2 separate regions of the Homo sapiens genome follow, and region 1 is linked to region 2. A link is an interaction called in ENCODE POLR2A ChIA-PET data of the cell type or tissue named here. Cell type or tissue: Panc1. All regions are shown on one strand. Each heading gives the region's core, and the rest is flanking DNA. Links, peaks and the distances in the headings are about the cores only.

Evidence for each region. ChIA-PET counts read pairs that join two places held together with the same protein. Peaks named below come from ENCODE experiments on the same cell type or tissue, not always from the same donor. Only the 100,000 strongest peaks of a DNase experiment are listed, where the experiment ranks them.
Region 1: POLR2A ChIA-PET joins it to region 2 with 17 read pairs; 4 of 35 experiments call an interaction of 5 or more read pairs at or near these places.

The regions. Positions count from the first base shown.
Region 1 is chr3:149,157,246-149,165,245 of GRCh38, forward strand. HPS3 (HPS3 biogenesis of lysosomal organelles complex 2 subunit 1) reads left to right here. Exons shown (of 17, transcript NM_032383.5): 9 at 105-286; 10 at 1,421-1,601; 11 at 2,801-3,034; 12 at 4,903-5,088; 13 at 5,445-5,633; 14 at 6,597-6,704. It also overlaps a transcript of CP not described here. Among named protein-coding and RNA genes, the nearest start is that of HPS3, 32 kb to the left of the region's middle. In Panc1, for the core only: no CTCF peak of the experiment used is centred there; no DNase peak of the experiment used is centred there; H3K27ac peaks cover 1,087 bases.
Region 2 is chr3:149,212,439-149,222,298 of GRCh38, forward strand. It overlaps CP (ceruloplasmin), which reads right to left and starts at 9,391. Exons shown (of 19, transcript NM_000096.4): 1 at 9,209-9,391; 2 at 13-260. The coding sequence starts at 9,354. In Panc1, for the core only: no CTCF peak of the experiment used is centred there; no DNase peak of the experiment used is centred there; H3K4me3 peaks cover 207 bases; H3K27ac peaks cover 7,960 bases.

The DNA of each region.
Region 1 (8,000 bases), core at 1-8,000, 56 kb before region 2:
TCCAAATGTTAACTTTACTAACAAAATATATAAATGTTTTTAAGAACTCAGGAACTTTTGAGAGTCTCTCTTCAGCAACATTAGTGTTTGTCTTTTTTGTTTAGGTAGACTATAGCAATACCTATAAGACTGTCAAAACCCAGAGCTGCATTCACCTTCTCAGTGAGGCTCATCTGTTAGTGCGAGCTGCCCTGATGGATGCCAGTCAGCTGGAACCTGGAGAGAAGGCAGAGCTTTTGGAAGCATTTAAGGAAAGCTGTGGGCACCTTGGGGACTGTTACAGCAGGTGGGTGACACCTCTTGGAACCTTGTTACAGAAGTCATCTTGAACTTTGGGTACACTTGTTAGCTTTTCCATCTCTGGTAGTTACCTGATAAATGGGAAGGTGGTTCATTTATTCCCTTCTTCCACAAGCATTTGTTGAGCACATACTCTGTTAGGCACTGTGCTAGGCTTAAACATACAAAAATGAATGTGACCCATTTCCTGCTCTCAAGGAGTCACAGTTTAGAAGATGAGCAGTAAGTCTCAAGTTTGTGATTTTCCCACCATTTAACTTAGGACTTTGACATTTTTCTCAAGCTTTGAAAATCCCTGACATTAAAAACATATATTTTGTTAGTAAAGTTAACACTTGGACATATTAAACCCTAAAAGTAAACAAAGTGGTTGTTTTCCATTCTGACAAGGGCTTAGCTGAAGGACTTTTTTCCCACCATCTATGAGCCAGTTTAATACATACATGATTATAAATACTACCTTGTTAAACAGCTCTAATCATTAGAGAGGTATGACTAGTTTATTGTCTGCTACCTTAAGGGAGAGCTGCCAGTTGGACAGTCTGTGATTTTGATCTCAGTAGTCAGTGCTTTTATGATATCAGAAAGGGACACTGGTATGAATAATGTTTTTATTTTTGAGAGTAATGTTTACAAATTTTTTTGCATATGATTGTTTTCAGACTTACTTGATCCACATGAATGGTTAAAAATTAATAAAACAGACTTTTCCTCCTATAAACACCATTATTTTAGAGTCCGATCATGAATATTAGAATTAACTTAAATTGTTGTTTTTGTTTCTATTATGAGCAGGCAAAAAGAAACTGCATTAATTAGAAGTTTGTAAGATAAAACTTAGGAGTTTGTTTCAGTTACTAATGGCAGTAGAAAAGCATTTTGGAATTTCTATCTTCTGGAAAGCATGATATATTCTGTTATAGAATGTTTTAGATATCCAGGTTTAAAAATTCCAAATTTGACTAGGCATGGTGGCTTACACCTGGAATCCCAGCACTTTGGGAGGCTGAGGTAGGATAATCACTTGAGGTCAGGAGTTTGAAATCAGTCTGGGCAACATAGTGAGACCCCGTCTTTAAAAAAGTGACAAATTTGAGGTTTTTCATTTCCTTCCCTTTAGGCTTGACTCCCAGCATTCTCATCTCACCTTGCCATACTATAAGATGTCTGGTTTGTCTATGGCTGAAGTTCTGGCCCGCACGGACTGGACAGTAGAGGATGGATTACAGAAATACGAGAGAGGATTAATCTTTTACATTAATCATTCACTTTATGAAAACCTGGATGAAGAATTAAATGAAGTGATTATAGTTTTCTGTTTTCTATCTAATATTTTTAACATTTCATTTTAATGGTTTATTTTATGTAGTACTGTTTAGAAGTCAGATTCCAAATATTTTTCTTCTTTGATACTCTTTTTCTAAAAAAGTAATGTGACCTTTTCTTCATTAATGAAGATAGAATTATAGCTTGGAAAAGAACTTATGGATAATCTTCTCATACTTTCTCATTATACAGACAGGGACATGTGGTCTGTTGTAGTCTCAACACCTGCCCAGTGACAGTAGCATGTCCTCAGTAGAGCTACACAGAATGCGGGCCTTGCCTTCCATCTTCTCATCTGCAGTCCTTCCCGCAACCCTAATTGTCCCTTACTCCTTGTGTCCTAAACTTCACTTATAAAACTCTGACCTTAGGCCAGTGACCTAAAGACATTATTAAGGATTATTTTTAGGGCTGGGCACAGTGGCTAGTATCTGTAATTCCAACACTTTGGGAGGTTGAGGTGGGAGGATCACTTGAAGCCAGAAGTTTGAGACCAGCCTAGGCAATATAGCAAGATCCCATCTCTACAGAAAATTAAAAAATTAGCTAGGCTTGGTGGCATACACCTGTAGTTCCAGCTACTCAGGAGGCTGAGGCAGGAGGATCGCTTGAGCCCAGGAGTTTGAGGCTACAGTGAGCCACAATTACACCACTGCATTCCAGGCTGGGCAATACAGAAAAACCCTGTCTTAGAGAGAAAAAAGAAACGATAACCCCTCATGTATTTTATACATAGTTGGATGCAAATATGCCACATTAGAAATTGTGGTATCAAATGTTTTAAGGTTTTGAAATGAAATTTTCTCATACAAATTACTTAATTGGGTATATTTTGAACTAAATAGTAGTTTTTATGATGGATTTTTATTGTCATTCAATCAAATGTTTATTTTCTTCTTCTGAAGTGTTAAAATTAGAAACGCTGGCCATAACCTGGTACATATTTTCATTGCTTTTTCTTCCTTATAATCAGCAAAGATCACTTCAGGTTATCTCAGGCCTCCCATGTATTAGTATCAGTTTTTGTCTTTTTAAAATTAAAACATAATACTATAATTTTATCTTACTTGGAATGTTTGTGTCTTGGCTTTTTGCACATATGTTTTGCTGATTTTGTTGCTTTCTTCTGGCTGACTGACCTTTTATTCCTTTTATTCCTTCGTGCTCACCAAAGGAATTAGCAGCAAAAGTGGTTCAGATGTTTTATGTGGCTGAGCCAAAGCAAGTGCCCCATATTCTCTGTAGTCCTTCTATGAAGAATATTAATCCTTTAACTGCCATGAGCTATCTAAGGAAGCTGGATACTTCTGGGTTTTCATCGATCTTAGTGACATTGACCAAGGCAGCAGTGGCTCTGAAAATGGGAGATCTTGACATGCACAGAAATGAAATGAAAAGCCATTCAGAGGTATGGAGCTCTGCCCGGTGCTAACAGAAGGCTGAAATAGGACCTGGTAATCCTGAAGTGTTTAGCTGTCTTCTGGCTTCTTTCTAGCTTATATATTCTTGGTTGTAATGGAAAACAGACAATATTAGAAACAAAGTGATCCAAATGGGACTTCGGATCTGGCAAATGAAAAATAAATAAGACTGATAAATGACAGCAGTGGATATACAAAGACTTCAACTTAGTGTCAAGTGCGTTCAGAGCACTGAGCTTGGTACTAAAGAACAGGCTCTGCTCCGAGGGGACGATGTGATCTGGCATGAGGGATATGGTGTGTGCACTGGAAAAGCAGAGTAGTATGTATTTAAGAACAGCAAAGGGGATATTAGCCATGAGCTTTAGGAGTCTAGTAGTTGCAGAAATAGCCCCCGCTTGGGAAAATCACAGATTAAGAGGATTGGACATTTGAATGGTATACCAAGAAACACAGGCTTTCCCTTGGAAAAGAGGTCATTTAGGGACACTACCAAAGGTGTTAATCATTTAAGCGAAGAAAATAGGAGGTAGTGTAATTGAACACTTATTATTTACCAGGCCTATTCTAAGCTCCTTGCATATATCATTTAATTCTTAATACTGCTATAGGGTAGGAGTATTATACAAATGAGGAAATTAAGACACAGAGAGGTTAAGTAACTCATCAGGATCACACAGCAGTTAAGTTGTAGAGCCAGAATTGAATCGGGCAGCCTGATTTCAGAATCTGTGCTCCTGCACTGTTTTCTTGCCAGACTGGCCAAAGCCCACAGTATGACTTGGGTTGCTAAAAAAGGAAGAACGTAAGTGCTTTATCACTATACAAATGACATGCTTTGTTATGATGAGGAGAGCAAGTCAACATCGGAATGTCTTCTGTTTTGAAGAGTAGAATTCTAGAAAAATGAATTTTATCTTCATAATTTTGAAAAAACTTAAGATATATTAGTCATCACTTGGTATTTATGGGAGATTGGTTTCAGAACCTTCTACAGTTACCAACATCCACAGAAGCTAAAGTTGCTTATATAAAGTGGCATAGTATTTGCATATAACGTATCTACTTTCTCCAATATACTTCAAATCATCTCTATATTACTTATAATACCTAATATAATGTCAACTGCTATGCACATAGTTGTTAATACTGCATTGTTTAGGGAATAATAATAAAATCTGTACATGTTCAGAACAGAAGCAGTTCCCCCACACCCTTTTTTTTTTTTTTTTTTTTTTTGAGAGCCTCGTTCTGTGGCCCAGGCTGGAGTGCAGTGGCGCAATCTCAGCTTACTGCAACCTCCACCTCCCAGGTTCAAGCGATTCTCCTGCCTCAGCCTCCCAAGTAGCTGGGATTACAGGTGTGTACCACCATGCTTGGCTAATTTTTGTATTTTTAGTAGAGATGGGGTTTTACCATGTTGGCCAGGCTGGTCTCGAACTCCTGACCTCAAGTGATCTGCCCTCCTTGGCCTTCCAAAGTGCTGGGATTACAGGTGTGAGCTACTGCACTCAGCCATCCCGAATATTTTTGATCTGTGGTTGGTTGAATCCATGGGTGTGGAACCCACGAATACAGAAAATTGACTGCATTTTCAAATCAAGTAGACCTAAATATAAAGCTCTCTACAAAAAATAGGACACCTTGATTCTTAGTTAAATGTTAGTAACTTCTGTAAGACAGTCAGTGGTGTCCTTTGGATAAGAACTAGCCTTTATAGTCAAAGAAAAAATTGTGATTAAATTATTAATAGCTTAACCATGCATTGTGAATGCACTAGCATGTTTAGTATTTCTAAAATGGACAATCTAAATACAATGTACCTTTTGTTCCTAAATTTCTTTCTTATCTGAAGATGAAGTTGGTATGTGGCTTCATTCTGGAACCTCGGCTGTTGATTCAACAGAGAAAGGGACAGATTGTTCCAACCGAGCTTGCACTTCACTTGAAGGAAACTCAGCCTGGATTGCTTGTGGCTTCAGTTCTGGGCTTGCAGAAGAACAACAAAATTGGAATTGAAGAAGCAGATTCCTTTTTTAAGGTTTGTCACTTTGAAAATGTGATTTTTCTGGATGGCCTCATTAAATTGGTGGTGGGGAGGGACAGAATAAGAGAAGTGAGTTTTTCATTTGTTTGTTTATTGAAAAAACAGACATACATAATCAGTTTATAAGATAAAAGTACTAATTAAAAGACTATATCTGTAGAAACTTTATTTGTACATCCTAGAATCTGTTTCCTTTTAAAAATGTCTAAATTTGCTTTTGCCATGGCGCTAATGCTAATGGTAAATTATTGATTGCGTGGCCCATGTGATGCTGTGATATTCAGCCCAGCTGTCGCTTTATCAGTGCTATATTTATCTGGAATATAGAGGCTCCTTTTACTGTTTTTAAGGTGCTTTGTGCTAAGGATGAAGATACAATTCCTCAGCTCTTGGTAGACTTTTGGGAAGCTCAGCTAGTGGCATGTCTCCCAGATGTGGTACTTCAGGAACTCTTTTTCAAACTCACATCACAGTACATCTGGAGATTGTCTAAGAGGCAGCCTCCTGACACCACACCATTGCGAACATCGGAGGATCTGGTAAGATAATGGAATAATACCTTAAATTTAACTCATGCATTGCCCATTACAAAAACATACCTTATTTTTAATAACTTATTATAAAATCTAACCTAGTTTTCTATTACCAGGTATCTTATTTATGCAGGAGTTAAAAATACACTTAAAATTTGTCTTTAACTGAAGTGGCCTACATTTTAAATAATTTTGTACTCTAAAGAATGTCCTCTACTTATTAATGTCCCTCACTTAATTGCAGTGGTAGCTCAGTTGCCAAAGCATGGAGAAAGGGACTTCTTCCAGAACATCACCTCATCTGTCCTTCCTCAGCAGAGGATCATTAAGTGGAACATAAGAGAGAAGACATCTGCAGACCTCCTTGGTGGGAGAGGAACTGCAGAAGGCTGTGGGAGGGAGACTGCCTTAGTGGGCCCCCATTTCCTGTCTGTTGCACATACAGGAGCTGTTCTGTGGCACTTGAGGCAGCCAGTAACAACTCTTTCTACCCTTCTTGCTACCGTTCTTGCTCCTAGCCCATTTCTGTCCTAGCTCATTAGCCATGGCTAATGGAGGGTTAAGTGGAGAAGTTACCAGCTTCTTGAATAAGCAGGGCTTCTTGGGGATTGTCTTGAGAATTTATGAAAGATATTTTGCCTTCTAAAGAAAGTAGTATTAATAAAAATTATTTCCAATATTCTTTTTAGGTATAATTGGCTTAAATGCAGTATTGCTCTTTTTGCTAGAAAGTGCCTCTTTGGAGTATTTACATTTTAAAATATAAGGAAATATTTAGTGTAGAAGCAAGCAAGACTGAAATATTTTCCAGGGGAAAAATTCTTAAAAACTTTCCTTCCCATTCCCAGGAAAGTATATACCTAATTCTATGACATGGCAGAGAATTAATGATTGCTTTGCTCTTTGTGGAATGGATAAGCAAGCTTTTGTTGTTATATTTTGTTTATGAGAAATTCTTTTATGTTTTAGATAAATGCCTGTAGTCATTATGGCTTAATTTATCCATGGGTTCACGTCGTAATATCATCTGATTCTTTAGCTGATAAAAATTATACAGAAGATCTTTCAAAATTACAGGTAAGTAAAAATACCTCCTTTTCTTATGAAATTGCATATTACAATATAGTGTAAGATTAAATTTGCTGAGACCCCAGGTGTCCTGTTAATCTAGAATGTAGAATTTTGAGGGACAAAATCCATAGTTAGGCATACTCAGGAGACTTGGAGGGAATGCCTGCCTCTGCCTGAAACTGATGATGGTTGGAACACCTGTGCTGAGCGGCTGGTTTTGTTGTAGGTGGATGAACGAACTTCACCAAGTCTCCTGGCTGATTTCCTCATTTTCAGGATGGGCTTGAAAACACTTTGTGAAATGAAAGTGTGGCAAATGTTTAGTGGTGTTTTTATTGATGTAGTTTGTTTTTGTTAGTGTTGACTTACACATTTTAGGTCTCTAACCCAAGCCAGGCACTGCTATTTCTCTTATAGGAAACAGGTCAAAGTAGTTAGTTTATCCAGCTCCTGAAAAGGATTTTTCAGAAATGAGGGGGATGATTAGAGAATGTGGATCATCCTTTAATAATTCTGACTGCAACAGTGTTTTGGCTGGCAGTGAGAATTAAAGTCCACATTTGACTTGGTGGATCAGGCTGGGCCACATGAGCATATGATTTTATTTAATGTAGTTCAGTGGCCCAAAGAACGAATATAATTCCCACATCTGTTTTCTTTGGTCTTCCCAGTGTAGGTGCTAACATACAAAACTTAAGATTTCCTATTAAGAATTCTGAGTTTCAAGTCACTCTTGAAAAATTTAGCAGCTCCGTTAACCCAAGGCCCTCATTGCTTCTGACCTGAGGGTTGGGGCTGACCCGCAGCCCCTCCTTGGGCAGTGCTCACACTGTCCTCCCGCACAGTTATCATCTTTGTGGCATCCTGACCCAAATGCTGAGTGTCTGTTTTCCTTATCCTAGCTGCCCTCATGCATCTTCATCATTTGATTGGCCTCTTTAGGCTTTTGAATTTGCAATACCTCATTTACACTATGGGAACTACACTATAAGTGTAGTTGTTACTTAGTGTCAAATTGGGAATGGGGCTTAGAGGAGGGAAGCTGAAGAGGCCATATTGCTTAGACTCAGCCTTCAGGTGGGGCTGTGGTGTTCCCAGAGATGGCATTATTTATGTGCTTCTTTAAAAAATAACCAAAGAAGATTCTTCTTGTCTCTTGTCTCTAGTACTATTGTGATACAAAGGCTTCTGAGGGGCTAGCCTCAGATTTTGTTCATTTCACGAATATTGCTTGAGCATGTGCTGTAGATGTATGGGGAGCATTGGACAAGACAGATGGAGCTTTGCCTTCCTAGATCATAC
Region 2 (9,860 bases), core at 906-8,905:
AGCTGAACTTACCCTCATGTTCCTTATAGTAAGTTATTCCATGTGAATGAAAGGTGTAGGGCCTAGAGGCAAGGTTTTTTAAGTGTACATAAACTTTATCTCCAGTTTCAGCTTTGATAATAGGGCCTAAAAACCCAAGCCAGACCGGTTTTTCTATAGTTGTCCTAAAGGTTTCATCTGTGTACTGAAGATAAAGGGCCTTCTTATATAGTCTCCCAATTCTATCTGGGCCATTTTGAAGATAGATATTGGAATGTTCCCTGCAAAGAAAAACAAGACAACTCTATCAGAAGCCATCATTTCTAGGGATGACATTATCATTATAATTTAATAACATTATAATTAGAGAAATTAATGAGCACATCACATTGAATGTTTGCCTGTTGTAGGGATGCCTCCAAAATTGAAGTGGAGGGCTGGTAGTTAGCCCTGTTATTTTAATGATGTGAGGCTTTCCATATCAGGTATATGTCAGAGAACCATCTGCGAAGGCATCATAGAAATGTAGTGCATCTTACTGAAGTATTTTCTCCATGATTTTTATATTAAGACACAGGCATATTATGTAATGGAATAGAATACAAAATTAAGTTGAAATATTAAAATAAAGCAGTTAATTAAGACATTTTTTCACTTCTACCTCTCTTAGCTACTGGAAAAATTTGAGTTTATAATTAATCAATCTGGATATTTGAGACTTCAAAGTATGTGTGTGTATATTTATATATTTTTTTCCTTAAAGTAAGATTAATAAAGCTAAATTAATTCTTTTATATTTCTTTTAACAGCACTAAATCAAAGCTAGAGTTGTTGATGCATGCAATGTGTGTGGTTTTTAAATTACTTTTGAATTTAAATAATCCCTGTGTTTTTTAATCCCTCACTAGTACAGATACTTAACATTGAATGTTTGTATTCTAGTGAATGTCCATTAATAGTTGCTTAAAACTTTCTTTAAAATATCAGTGAGGTAAATAGCAATCTGGAAAAGAAAAGATGGAAAGAAAGTAAATTTGGTTTGAATTAATTTCTTGTGTTATCAACCTTAACTGAAGGCTTATATAGCCCAGTGGGATCTATTCATGGGCAACATCATGTTGCCATTTGGCAGGACCCACTTAGATTCTGGCCTTTGGCAAGCCCCTCCACAACCAAGGCTCTTCCATTTGAATAAAAACTGCTCATCATCATGGGTGTGTGTGTGTGTGTGTGTGTGTGTGTGTGTGTGTGTGTGTTGCCTTCTTTCATCTTATTGATCTTTGATACTTTACCAATTTCTACTCAACATTTGTGGGGCCGAGTAATCTGACTGAGGAATAAGTTTTGTCTTGTTTCCTCAGTTGTAAGCTCACTGGTAAAAGTGAGATATATTTTTCTTTCCCTTCTTTAAGACAAGAGCAGAGCTTGTGTGAGAGCTCTGGACTTTCACTGCTACAGAATTTAAAGATGTGGTTTTTCAAAAGTCTAAGGCCTGATGTTTCTTAAGTCTGAATATGCACAGGAATCTACTGATGAACTTAGTGAAATGCAAACTCCTGGGACACAACTCCATTGATTCTGATTCTGTGGGTCTGGGGCAGGGCCCAGGTATCTGCATTATTAACCAACACACTGGTGTGTTTTGATGAGATAGTCTGCTCTGGGGCCCTGGGTAACCTGTGTTGAAGAGGCTCTAAGGTTGAAGATTAAGAGAGCTGCCCAATCCCAGAAGCAGTGGGATTCCTGATACCATGAGACAGAAAGGTAGAAAACTCGGTTTCCAGGTCATACCTGGAAGTGGCAGGACCTCTGCGGTGGAGGCTATATAGATTAAGCCTGAGTGCTGGGGCCAGGTACCATGGCCACTTGGCAATGGTCCTGGTGGCTGAGTTTGGGCAGAGTGAGCAGGTGTTGAAAATAAGAGTCACCATTCTCTGGATTGATCAAGGAATTTCTATGATGAGCGTTTCCTCCTAGTCACTACCATATACCAATACACTGGGAATACCAATTTTCCTGAATTGTATAAACCCGAATTCCCAAAGAAGATAAAATTATTCACTAAAAAAATGACTGAGATGATGTTTCCCTGTCCATCCCCTGTCCTGGTGGGAGGGCTAAGCTAGAAGTTAGAAAAATAAAGTGTCATTATTTGCAGCCTGTGTGGAGCAGCAAAACTGTGAGTATACCCTCATTTTTTCTATTTGTTTTCACTTTCTAATTGTTTGTTGCCATTTCCCAATTTGTTAAAGCAAAATAGGAAAAGATTGGGAGAGACTTCATGGACACAGGTAGGCATGGGAAAAGGGCAAGACACTGGGGTGAACTCTGTCCCTAAACCCATAGCAAGGAATGCACAGAAAGAGTCTTAATAAATATATGTCTTAACAACAGCAAAATTGTTGCATCAAAGACTACTAAGTTTAAAAGCAGAGAGTCATTCAGTCCATATGACTGAGAGGAGGTCAATAAGAGTGCAATTTCAGTTAGGTACACAACTGCAGCTGCAAAGTCTACAGTACAAAGGTACAATTCCACTCTGGTCCCACCGGAACCCTGGACCAATCAATCTCACAGAGACTTGTCTAAGCCCCAGGGTAAATTTTCTTAAGAGTCTGAACACACTTTTATTTCTGAGAGATTGATTTGATAATATTTGGAGACTTTACTCCATGCTTTACCATGTCCTATTGGTACACATCTTACATAGGCCAAAGTTAAAAGTTAGCCCTCAAATTCTTAAGGCTTCATTTAAATAAAATGTTTCTTTATATTTTCTGAATGTAAATACACTTTGGCATACATCATGTCCTATTTTGATAAACTATAGCAGGCTTTGTCAAAATGATTTTATTGCATTGAAATGCTCCTGTATTAATCATTTCCTAAAATAGGAAGAGCATTGCCATAAACAAATACCTAAGACCAAGACCAAGACCTATATTGCCTAGGCTTTGTAACTAATTTTTCTAGGCAAAGTTTTTTGGGGGGGTTAAAATTGCTTTTAAAATTATTGATCTGAAGGTATAACATATCTAGGCGTTTTAACATCTGAAATTCCTTTTATACACATTGCAATATGCAAACTGCTTTTTGCATCTTGCCTTTTATTGTGAAAAAAACTGTCTTAACCAAACTGGAAAATATTTTACACTGTGTGACACTTTGGGAGAAGTCTATTTGTTTATGCTTTGTCTCCAAATAAACATTAAAAGGTCATTAGGGGCTCTCTATTTAATTTCGACAGCACAGCTTGAGGACAAAGGGCCAGTTACTGGAAGCTTGCAGGAAGTTTGCCAGTTAGATATTCAGCCACAAGAATCTATTATAGCTGTTCTTTCAACCAAATAATTCACATTTAATTGTAGTTCTTCCTGTTGACAACTGTAGTATGTTCCTTTCTACTCATTACTGTAGACATATCTCCCTTCAAGTAATCAATCACATTCTCTCTTTTTAGCCCCTTATTTAAAAAAAGAAAAGCCCGCTCCTATAATTTCTGGTAGTCTTAGACCCAGAAATGAGTTTTTAATAGTAGCATAACTATTTTTTAGTATTGCTTTGGTAAGATATTAATAATGCTATTCCCTCCCATAAATTTAGAATTCACTCAAGTGATCTTGGTTTATGCTTAGACGTGGTTCCCAAAACTTGGGTATTATAGGTGAAAAGTTTCTGGATTTTTGACTTCATTAATTGAGACATATATTTTTTATTGCTGCATAACAAATTATCACAAAGTAGGTTAAAACAACACCCATTTATAATCTCACTATTCTATGGGTCAGAGTCTGGCATGGTGTGGCTGGGTTCACTGCCTCAGGCATCACCAAGCTGAAATCAAGGGGCTGCTGAGCTGAGTACTTATCTGAGGCTCTGTGGAGAAATCTGCCTAGCTCATTTGGGTTATTGCCAGAATTCAGTTCAGTGGGGTCATAGAATTAAAATCCTTGTTTGCTTGCTGGCTATGGGCCGAGAGCCTCTCCCAGTTTCTTAAGGTCACCCGTATGCCCTCCTAGGTGGCCCCTTTCATCTTCAAGTCAGCTTCAGTGTGTGGACTCTTCAGATAATCTCACTGACTAAAACATAAATCATGAGAGTGATGTCTCATCCTGTTCACAGGTTCTGGAGATTTAGGATAGGATTTCTTCTGGGAGCCACTTTGGAAATGCTGCCTACCATAAACAAGAATCATAAGGAAAACAGTCAAAAATTAACTGCTGCAAGAATATGGCAGAGACTCAACCTAGGTATATATAACACAAATTCAAGTGATTTGCCGGTTCTAACCAGCCTTCCTCCACTGGCGCAGCATGAATGCAGTACCTAGTGAATTTTCTTTTGTCTGTGTTCTCAGGAGAAATAGGAACTTGATAATAAATGGAATTTGGTCAGTGTGAAATGTTAGTCACTTAATTAGCTCTTCCATACAAGCTGTCTTGTGTGAAGTGTTTGGAAGTGTACTGCACTAGCTATTGCTTGCTTTTTTTTTTTTTTTTTTGAGATGGAATCTTGCTCTGTCGCCCAGGCTATAATGTAACGGCGTGATCTCGGCTCACTGCAACCTCCACCTCCTGGGTTCAAGCAACTCTCCTGCCTTGGCCTCCTGAGTAGCTGGGACTACAGGCGCACGCCACCACACCTAGCTAATTTTTGTATTTTTAGTAGAGACGGGATTTCACCATGTTGGCCAGGCTGGTCTCAAACTCCTGACCTTGTGATCCACCTGCCTTGGCCTCCCAAAGTGCTGGGATTACAGGTGTGAGCCACCACGCCCAGCCCTATTGCTTGCTATTTTTTATTTGGCAACCTTGGAGAATGAGTCATTTAAAGTAAATTTTCCAGAAAATTTTAGCTAGTAATTGTACCTATTTAAGAATCATTTAAAAATTTAAAAATCATTTTTGAAGGGATGCTATATAACTTGGGAGGCCACTAGGCTGAGACAACATCAGCGCCTTGGGTTCCTACGTAAGCAAACCAAAACCCAATTCAATGTAGTAAACAGTAAAATGAAACTTCGAATCTGTAACTAGAGACTTTACCAATCAGAAGCCGCCAACTAACATCTAACTAGGGAGTCTCCACTTTAACCAGTCTAATATCTATTTCTTAGTCTGAGAATACGTTATAAAAGTTTCCTCCCTGCCCAGAGGAGCATTGACAGAACTGCTTGTGGTCTTAGGGCACCCAATTGCTGTGGCTGAATGCTTGAATAAACTTGTTAAACTTTCAATATGCCCAAGTTTATCTTTTAATAGGGGTAAAATGAATGTCATTAGTGCAAGCTTTTTCTTTAAAAATATTTTATTTGCTTCCCTGTTTTCCTAAACAGCGGATATAATGGAAAAAAAGTAACTTTTTTGATAACAATAGTGAAATGAACACTTATTGAATACTTATTATATCCTGATCACTCAAGATCATAATTATAGTAATTATGATTACCGTAAGGTGGAATGTTCTTTGTTGTCTAGTTTTTTGGTCAGGATTTGAGCTGTTATTTCTTCTTGGTCATTAGGCCTGCTTATAGTGACATCTTCACTGTACCATTTGTTTTGGAAACCTCTAATGGAATGAAAAACCCGGTAATAATGTTTGTAAGAACTGTATGTTAAGAAAGTTGCCAAGCCTGAGTGAGAGCCTATGAAGTCAAGTATAAAAGAGTTTTGTGATGGCCGTTCGTATACTTAAAAAAATTTTCACTTATTTCCAGCTTCCTAGAGGTCATCAGAAAAAAAAGTAATCTGAAGATAAGAGAATTACTATAATTTTTGCTATTATATAGTCAATTAATTCAGTAAATAATTAACTAATGCCTACTATGGACCCAGAACACACTATTGTGTTTACTAATTGTTTTTATATGTATGTCATTTATTTTAATTTGAATATATATAACTTAGGATCAGGAATTATCTCTTATAAAGTCTTTAACTACTTACTGATGTGTTGAAGTGACAGATAAGGCACTGACCCAAGTAAATAGCAGTACTGAGTATAAGGAAATTATTTTCCACTTCACTCTTTTAGAAATAAATATTATTGGCATTAATACCAGAGAAGTAAACTTTATTTTTTTAGTCCCCCCCAAAACCTATACATTTTTCTCTTTTAATATCTGCCAGTGTTTTCAGTTGCACTAACCCTGCATATAATCCCCTCAGGTGACTTTTCTATCTTATTCTGTTACCTGATTTGTTCTATAGCATGAATCTCTCCACATGAGGAGCAAGGAAAAGTTTTTACAATACAGTCTATGATTTTTCCTATCTTCCTATGTATCTTTTATTTACTCATTTAAACTTATTCAGAAATATTTATTTAGTGTCTCCTATATTCTAGGTACTAGTGACCAAGCACTAGTACTTGCATATGCATATACTAGTACTCTCAATGCATATTTTCCTGTTCATCATCCCAGACCTTCAAGATCAACATTCAGCTTAAACTCGATTCTTTACCTAAAATTCATATTACACTCTTTCACATCTTATTCTTCAGCCCATTTATTTCCACTCCTTTTTAGTCATCATACGATAAGAAGTGCCAACCATGTCTTGTGATACTCCATCATCCTTCACTGACTGGGCTAAACATGCTGCAAATCTGGGACAAAGAAGGGACCAAAAGGTTGCTATCTGCACACATCTATGCAAAAAGTTTAGCATAGTATTGGCAAAATTGCTGAAGCTGTATTCAAAATTCACTGGTAAGATATATGGGGGAAAAAAATCACAGAGAAAGCAGTCCCACCTAGAGTTTGCAAAACTGTAGCATATTGTTGAAGCCAGAGGAGATGTTAAAGTCACAGGACAATAACAAAAAGAGAGGTGGACTTTGCAACTAGAAGATGCTCCATTTTTCCTTTTAAGGAGCCTTAAGTATCTCTATTAAGTATACTTTTTAAGTAACTGATATGGTTTGGCTGTGTCCCCACCCAAATCTCACCTTGAATTGTAATAATCCCCACATGTCAAGGGAGGGGGCCAGGTGGAGGTAACTGAATCATGGATGTGGTTTCCCCCATATTGTTCTCATGGTAGTGAATAAGTCTCATGAGATCTGATGGTTTTATAAATGAGAGTTCCCCTGCACAAGCTCTTTCTTGGCTGCTGCCATGTAAGACGTGCCTTTGCTCCTCCTTTGCCTTCTGCCATGATTGTGAGGCCTTCCCAGCCATGTGGAACTGTAAGTTCATTAAACCTCTTTTTCTTTATAAATTACCCAGTCTTGAGTATGTCTTTATTAGCAGTGTAAGAACAGACTAATACAGTAAATTGGTACCTGGAGTGGGGCACTACTGTAAAGGTACCCAAAAATGTGAAAGTGACTTTGGAATTGGGTAGCAGGCAGAGGCTGGAATAGTTTGGAGGGCTCAGAAGAAGATAGCAAGATGTGGGAAAGTTTGGAACTTCCTAGAGACTTGGAGGGCTCAGATGACAGGAAGGTATGGGAAAGTTTGCAATGTAAGACATGCCTTTGCTCCTCCTTTGCCTTCCACCATGATTGTGAGGCCTCCCCAGTCATGTGGAACTGTGAGTCCATTAAACCTCTTTTTCTTTATAAATTACTCAGTCTTGAGTATGTCTCTATTAGCAGCATAAGAAGAGACTAATATAGTCACAATGGGGTAAACAGGCTTATACTCATTGGGTAGCTTCCCTGGCACAGACAGGCCACAGGAGTAATTAAAAACAAAGGAATTTCCTCCGCCCCCATTCACCAAATTCTAAACAAACTCCTTCACTCTTCTACTCCCTGATTTTTAGAATTAAAGATTTTTTTTTGAAGCATATTCAGGGCAATGTCTTGCACTTAGTTTATGCCTGATAAAGCTGATTTGATTTTTGATCACGAACAATGGCAGAGTGGTGGTGAGTGGGGGCATAGAGAAGGATAGTATTTTTATTTTTTTAATGTGTCTGACTTTTTCCTTGGAAATAAAAACCACATATAATTTATATTATATTTAATCAAGAAAATACTGAATCCATGCAAAATAATGTTTCTGGTGAAGCTGTAAAAATATGTCATATTCCTTAGAAGATAATACCACCTTAAAACCAGGTTAAAAAAGAAATAATTACAAGATGTATTAGTTTTATTTACAACCACTTATCTTCAGGTCAGAAACTTTCTTTATTGTATATTATTAAATTCATAATATAATAATTGGATATTAGTATCTGTTATGTATTTATTTTTATGGTGAAAAATTTCAACTTTACATAATGTTAAAGAAAATAGTATATACTCATCAATAAGATTCAATAATTACAAACTTCGGCATCCTTATTTAGCTGTTTTTTAAAGATATAATCTTGGCAGCTGATGGTCATTGGGCTTGTTTGTGTTTTATTACCACTGAAATACATTTTAATGTAGTGAATATTGATTTTGAATTCCAAGTTCCCATTTGGTGGTTAATGTTTAATTAACATCATTAAAAGTGAAGACCTCAGTATAGATAAACTTCTGTACAAAAAACTTCAAGGAGAACTAAACTTTTTGTTTTACTGTGTAGTGAATATTGCTTTCAATAAGGGGATTTTCCAACTGAAAAATGAAGACATTTAAGTTACATGGAGCTTTTTGAGGACCATCCTAATAAGTACCTGACATTTTTTTATGCACATATGTGCCAAGCATTGTACTAAGAGCTTTACATGCACCCGCTCTTTAAATAACCCTATGAGCTATGCTTATTATCCTCATTTTACAAATTAGGACCCTGAAGCTGTGAAAGATTAACCTACTTAACTGTCTGGAGTCTCTCAATAAATATCAGGCAGGATCTTATTTGCTAAAATTGTATTTTATTTCTATAAGTGATGTTTTGAAAGATATAAAAAAATTTTATGCCTATCATGAATAACCATTAAATGGTGCAATAAACATAACATTGTATACAGTAATTGTTTAAATGAAAGAACTTCTGCATAAACACATAAAAAGACAGATTCCTAATCGGAGATGCAGTTACGACCATGGGAGGTAGTAAGATGTGAACACAGATCCCCAGGAACAACAGGAAAGAAGCAGGGTAGTCCACCAAATAAAAAATATACAGGAATATAAAGGAGATTGATTCAAGTGTCTTGGGTTTCAAGCCCACATTTTGCAGTTTCTGTATATAAGAAATTTTAAAAATATTTCATCTTATTGGCTCTATCCTTTAAAAATAACTTAAAATTTTGGTCTATAAACAATAAAAATAGTGACTTACGTGTCAACAGAAATAAGTTTCTTTTCCCCATGGTCAGAGGCATAATCCCAAGTCGTTTCAATAATTCCAATGTAATAATGCTTTTCTTTCGCCCAGGCTGGGGTACTACATAAAAACAGAAAAATACCAAGTATCAAAATCTTCATTTTTTTCCCCTTCTTGGAGCCTGAGAAGAAATGAAGTAAAATCAGGAGCAGGCAATTTTATAAATAAGACTTTCTTCCTTATTTGCTTGATTGACACAATTTAGTGTTGCACAAGAGTAAATTGTTTCATTAAAGCAAATATTTTCCAATTCAGTTAAGTTCTCGTAAACCACCAAAAAAACAGTTCTTGGTTGCCAGGCTTCTCTGACTGAAAATAAAAAGTCAACAGTTATTGTTGGAGGCATTAGGGTGTGCATAACTCTGTGCCTTTTTCCATTCATTGTGTAAATTCCAGGAGGGCAGAGAACGTGTCTAAATGCTCCCTTTGTTCCTCTGACAATATGTCACAGCACAGTGTCCTGCAAACAGTGCACTTTTAGTAAATCAGGATAAGAATTATGTAAAATGAATCAAAACATGTAGCTTTTTACTACAGTCATTCTTAATGACAGGGATACGTTCTGAGAAATGCATTGTTAGGCTATTTTGTCATTGTGTGACTATCA